Regions from separate parts of the Homo sapiens genome. Here region 2 is linked to region 1. A link is a loop called in an ENCODE intact Hi-C map of the cell type or tissue named here. Cell type or tissue: heart left ventricle. All regions are shown on one strand. Each heading gives the region's core, and the rest is flanking DNA. Links, peaks and the distances in the headings are about the cores only.

The links. Peaks named below come from ENCODE experiments on the same cell type or tissue, not always from the same donor. Only the 100,000 strongest peaks of a DNase experiment are listed, where the experiment ranks them.
Region 2: a loop joins it to region 1, with 4 times the contacts of the local background. A loop is called at or near these places in 2 of 110 quality-filtered maps.

Annotation. Positions count from the first base shown.
Region 1 is chr3:44,711,187-44,714,103 of GRCh38, forward strand. ZNF502 (zinc finger protein 502) reads left to right here and starts at 1,474. Exons shown (of 3, transcript NM_001134442.3): 1 at 1,474-1,554. In heart left ventricle, for the core only: CTCF peaks have their summits at 1,530 and 1,729; a DNase peak (open chromatin) is centred at 1,475; H3K4me3 peaks cover 1,416 bases; H3K27ac peaks cover 680 bases.
Region 2 is chr3:44,912,934-44,915,812 of GRCh38, forward strand. It overlaps TGM4 (transglutaminase 4), which reads left to right. Exons shown (of 14, transcript NM_003241.4): 14 at 651-2,057. The coding sequence ends at 792. It overlaps ZDHHC3 (zDHHC palmitoyltransferase 3), which reads right to left. Exons shown (of 7, transcript NM_001135179.2): 7 at 2,328-2,879. Among named protein-coding and RNA genes, the nearest start is that of TGM4, 40 kb to the left of the region's middle. In heart left ventricle, for the core only: CTCF peaks have their summits at 1,151 (motif pointing left), 1,351 and 2,177; a DNase peak (open chromatin) is centred at 1,168.

The DNA of each region.
Region 1 (2,917 bases), core at 15-2,514:
AAATACCTTCATATAATCTCTTTTGGTGGGGGTCAGGTAAATATAATTTAGAAGGAGTTTCTATTTCTCACAGGGAAGCAACATTCATCTCTGGAATGTACACTTTAGGTAATCTGGGGGAAGAAAGATAATTTTCCAGCAGTTTTAGCTCTCAAACAAGCAGTATACATCTATGTGGAGTAACTATTTCCTGTAACTTGTTGGAAGTTGATGGTGACCTAGTCATTCATCAAATACTGATTGAATGCCTAGTATGTCAGCCATGCTCTAGGTGCTAGGGATATAGTATGAATGAAACAGAGAAGGCCCCTGCCTTCATACAGCTTACATTCTACCAAGGGAGATAACAATTGGATAGAGTGAGCCAAAGAAACGGGAATATGCCAGCTACGTGGTACATCCTTTCAGATGTGCAGAGAGCTTGCTTTCTGGATTTAATCTATGGTATCCTCATTTTTCAGTTTATCAAAAATGCCAATAATCTAAATTTCACCTGTTTCTGATTAACGAATTCAACAAGTATTTATTGAATGCCTTCTCTACCAATCATTGTGCTAAACATTGAGATATAATGATAAATAATAGCTCCATATAGCTGATTAGAGTTGTATAAAAATGAACTGATTGGGTCTTTCACAGTTGTCCTTGGGTGGGATGCTACTTGTGTGTATCTTCCTAACAATACCTACGAAAGAAATACAAGTGTATGCATTTAGGGGGGCACTGAATAGAAGGCTAGCTAGAGCTAGAATAACTAATAGTGATATGTGAGTGTAAAGACCCATAAGGGCAACAGTCTAGGTGGTCAAGTGAGAATTGGCATTGGGATTTGAAGAACCAGGATAAATTGGATAGCTGAGGTTAGGGAGAGCAGGTAGAAGGAAGGGAGAGTATTCCAAAGGGAAAATCCTGGGAAAAAGATCTAGAGTCAGGAAGAGGCAAGGGATTTCAGGGGGCCAATGGGAATTCAGTAACTTTAGAGCAGAATGTATATGATAGCCAAATAAGAGATGTTGATATTGAGGTCAGTTTGTGTGGGCCTAGATTGGGAGTTTGTCCTTTATTCTAACATAACAGGGGATCACTCAAGGTTCTTAATAGAGACTATTTTAAGCAGGTAGAATATACTAGTTTCTTGTTGAGATGGCCCATTCCGGCTCCTACCCAGCATCCTTTCCATCCCTAACGTCTCCCTCTACAGTTTTCCTGAGGGTTGAGGTAGCCACTGTGTTTCAGGCCAAGATAGTTGTTAATGGGATATCAGGAACGCGACTGGGCTTGACGGGAAGCAAGGCTGGAGTTACAGGCTGGGCTTGGCGGGAAACAAAGCTGGAGTTACAGGCTGGGTTTGGAGGGAATGCCTTCTTCTAGGGTCCCATAGAGATGTTCCTCCCGCTTCCTAGAGAATCAGAGAATGGATGCGCGAGCTCGCTGCTGACGCACTACCGGCCGCGCCACCATTCTTCCGGTTTCAGAAGTTAAGGCTGGTGTCCTGGCCCCAGTCCACCTCTGGGAGCGCCTGCGCCGCTCCGCGGAGAGTCCGTGGATCTCACAGTGAGCGAGTTGGGACCCAGGGAGGGGAAAAGAGAGGACCCCGGCGAGCCATTGCTGGGGCGGCGGGCTGGAGGGTTATCTGGGAAGTCAGCCCCGGCCTCGGTCCTCTCCACGTTGCTGCCTACGCGTGCTGCCCGGACGTAGGGCACTCCTAGCGGCTCGGCCCGCCCAGCCTGCAGCCTCAGCACTGCAGACTCCAAGGCCCAGCACAGTGCCCGGCACAGAGGAGATGCCTAGGAAAATGGCGGAGTGAATGAATGAATGAGTGAATGAGTGATGGATAGATGATCAAGACAGACCTAGGACCCATGTCAGGAAACGAGGTCCTGGGGATCAGATACCAGTTTCTTCCCCCGGCTGATCCTGTAGCTCCGAAACTTGTTTAGAGCCTGTTTTTATAGGAGACGGCAAATAGCGTAAAGTGCACTCGTTGGGAGTCTTGAGACCTGAGTTACAATTCTGGAGGGTACAGAAATCTCTAAAGTACTGTCTAGAAGTCTGTTCCTTGCTTCTTCACAAAGCTCAGTTGACAGCTTGTATGTGATAGCATGTATGCAAACCTTAATGCCTCCCAATGAAGGATTACTATCCATTATATGCCAAACATTACCCCGAATTTAGTGGCTAGGCTACAAAAGAGTGACATCGGAGACTGCCACATGTAAAGATGCTTCCAGTCTTGTTTAGGACGATAAGGGCATAAGCAGATTTTGGTGGTAATATTTTAAACTACATTTATTTAGCACTTACTGTATACCAGGCACTATTTGAAGCATTTGTGCTAATTGATTTAATCTTCACAACAGCGTATTGCGTGTACAGTTTTGTTTTTTGGTTTTTGGTTTGTTTTTTTTTTTGAGACGGGATTTCACTCTTGTTGCCCAGGCTGGAGTGCAACGGGGTGATCTGGGCTCACCACAACCTCTGCCTCCCGGGTTCAAGCGATTCTCCTGCCTCAGCCTCCCGAGTAGCTGGGATTACAGGCATGCGCCACCACACCTGGCTAATTTTGTATTTTTAGTAGAAACGGGGTTTCACAGTGTTGGTCAGGCTGGTCGCGAACTCCCAACCTCAAGTGATCCACCCGCCTTGGCCTCCCAAAGTTCTGGGATTATAGGCGTGAAACACCGCGCCAGGCCTATGTGTAGTTTTTAAGTGAGGGAACTGAGGTACAGAGAGAACAGAAAACTTGTCCCAGATCACATTGCTAAGTGACCCAAGGCTGCATAAGAGATAAAGTGTACTGCCACAGCTTGGGTGAGTGCACTGTTTGGTGCCAAAATGCAGACCAAGAAGGGCTTCAGAGAGGAGTACATTTCAATGTGGTCTCGTTGGAGGGATTGTTAAAAATTCTTGAAAAACT
Region 2 (2,879 bases), core at 1-2,500, 200 kb after region 1:
ACTTTACTGAACTCTAATGTTTTGTTTCTGAGAGGTTTCTGATGGTCTGTTTCTTACAGGATGTCTGAATCTTCCAAGTAAAAATGAGTAGACTCCTATTTTCCTTAGACCACGATTTATCACATTTTAATGTGCACACAAATTACCTGGGGAGTATTGTTACAGTGTAGATTCTGATTCAGCAGGTTTAGGGTGGAGCCTCAGATTCTGTGTTTCCTACAAGCTCAGCTAGTATTGCGAAGCCCCAGAACACACTTTGAGTAGTGAGGGGCTAGCCAATTCCTTGCATGTGGATTCAACATAAAATACATGTTCCTCTTAGATTTTATGTAATAGATGACTGTTGCTAATACTCATGAAACAAGAACATCTGTAGTAAAGTCAGGCAAGACTCCAGGGAAGATTTGTGAAATGTCAGAGTTGGAAGAGCTTCTGGAAACCAGCTGGTTCACCCGTCTTGCTTTACATCTGAGAAAACTGATAGCAGCACCCAGGGTGCAGGTACACTGTGCCATGCCCTGGAATGGCCAGGACTTTTCAAAGAGGCTGAGCTAAGGCTCAGTTTCCTGGCTTCTCACCCAACTCATCTTCTCCCTCTTCCCATAACATCCTTGGCTGATTGTATGTCCGTATGTCTTTGAATTTTCCAGGACGGTGCAGCCTGGTGAGACCATCCAATCCCAAATAAAATGCACCCCAATAAAAACTGGACCCAAGAAATTTATCGTCAAGTTAAGTTCCAAACAAGTGAAAGAGATTAATGCTCAGAAGATTGTTCTCATCACCAAGTAGCCTTGTCTGATGCTGTGGAGCCTTAGTTGAGATTTCAGCATTTCCTACCTTGTGCTTAGCTTTCAGATTATGGATGATTAAATTTGATGACTTATATGAGGGCAGATTCAAGAGCCAGCAGGTCAAAAAGGCCAACACAACCATAAGCAGCCAGACCCACAAGGCCAGGTCCTGTGCTATCACAGGGTCACCTCTTTTACAGTTAGAAACACCAGCCGAGGCCACAGAATCCCATCCCTTTCCTGAGTCATGGCCTCAAAAATCAGGGCCACCATTGTCTCAATTCAAATCCATAGATTTCGAAGCCACAGAGTCTCTCCCTGGAGCAGCAGACTATGGGCAGCCCAGTGCTGCCACCTGCTGACGACCCTTGAGAAGCTGCCATATCTTCAGGCCATGGGTTCACCAGCCCTGAAGGCACCTGTCAACTGGAGTGCTCTCTCAGCACTGGGATGGGCCTGATAGAAGTGCATTCTCCTCCTATTGCCTCCATTCTCCTCTCTCTATCCCTGAAATCCAGGAAGTCCCTCTCCTGGTGCTCCAAGCAGTTTGAAGCCCAATCTGCAAGGACATTTCTCAAGGGCCATGTGGTTTTGCAGACAACCCTGTCCTCAGGCCTGAACTCACCATAGAGACCCATGTCAGCAAACGGTGACCAGCAAATCCTCTTCCCTTATTCTAAAGCTGCCCCTTGGGAGACTCCAGGGAGAAGGCATTGCTTCCTCCCTGGTGTGAACTCTTTCTTTGGTATTCCATCCACTATCCTGGCAACTCAAGGCTGCTTCTGTTAACTGAAGCCTGCTCCTTCTTGTTCTGCCCTCCAGAGATTTGCTCAAATGATCAATAAGCTTTAAATTAAACTCTACTTCAAGAAAACTCTGTGGTCCCTGAGTCCTTTTTTCTTTATGCCAATAAGCTTCTTAAATGTGCTGGCGGTTTATGCAGTCACTTGGGGAGCCATGGAATCCTTTGATCTCCCCAGGCAAGGTGCTCTGAGGAGTTGGCTTCTTTATTGTCTGTTCAGTACATCCAACCCCTCTCTCAAAGGCTGTCACCCCAACTGGATACACACCCTGGCAAAGGCACGTAGCTTGAATGAGGGTTATTTTGTGTCTAATTCACAGGAGAGTCATGGGTGGGATACCTGTCATCCTCTGCCTTTCCAGCTGTCCAAGTGAAAAAAACCTCAATCCTGGTCACCCTTGCCCAAGTTGCCCACATCCCTGGCATACAGTAGGTGTTCAATAAATGTTTATTGAAGGAAAGGTGACTGTTCCTTCTGCTGGAAATACCACAAGGGTGGTGACACAAACAAGAGTTTGGTCAGTCACTCCACAGCACAGTGTCCGATCCCAAGAGGTGATATAGCCCGGCACGGCCACTGTGTGGTGCCGTATGACACTCACTTGTCTCCCACACTGGGAATGGAAGAAAAGTAGCTTTCCTAGAGGTGCCTTTAGGGTGGCCCATAAGGAAGGACACTGCCCAAGGGTTTGAGCTGGGATCTCTTAATTAAAACAGGAGACTCCAGTCACTGAGGGTGAGCAAAGAGCTTTTTATTCAAAGAAAGAGGCAAATTGCACCCAATCTCTCTCCCTGTAAGATCTCATCTGGTTTTGACATCAGTTGCAATGCTTTCAGTCTGAGGCTAAGCAGAATGTTATGCTGTGAATGGTCACCACAGAGAGACCACTGTGTTGCTGGTGTGGGGAGGCGAGGCTCAGGGTTGGACAGGTTAATTACCTACATAACCCTGGCTGTGGCCCAGCCCAGCACCTCCCAGAACAGGGACTGACATGGCTGAGGTCTACCTTGGAGATGGGGTCAGTGAAGAGGGGAGGCAGGGTCAGCCTCTGTGCAAGTAAAATGCCCCCTCACCCCAGCCTTCCTTTCCAGAGCAACCAATCTGAAAACAGAATTGCCTTTGGGGCTGGTGTTGTACCTCTGCTTTCAGGCCAAGATGGATTCCCTAGAAGAGGAGTTTGAAGCCCAATGTGCAAGGACATTTCTCAAGGGCCATGTGGTTTTGCAGACACTGCTGTCCTCAGGCCTGAACTCACCATGGAAACCCATGTCAGCAAACAGTG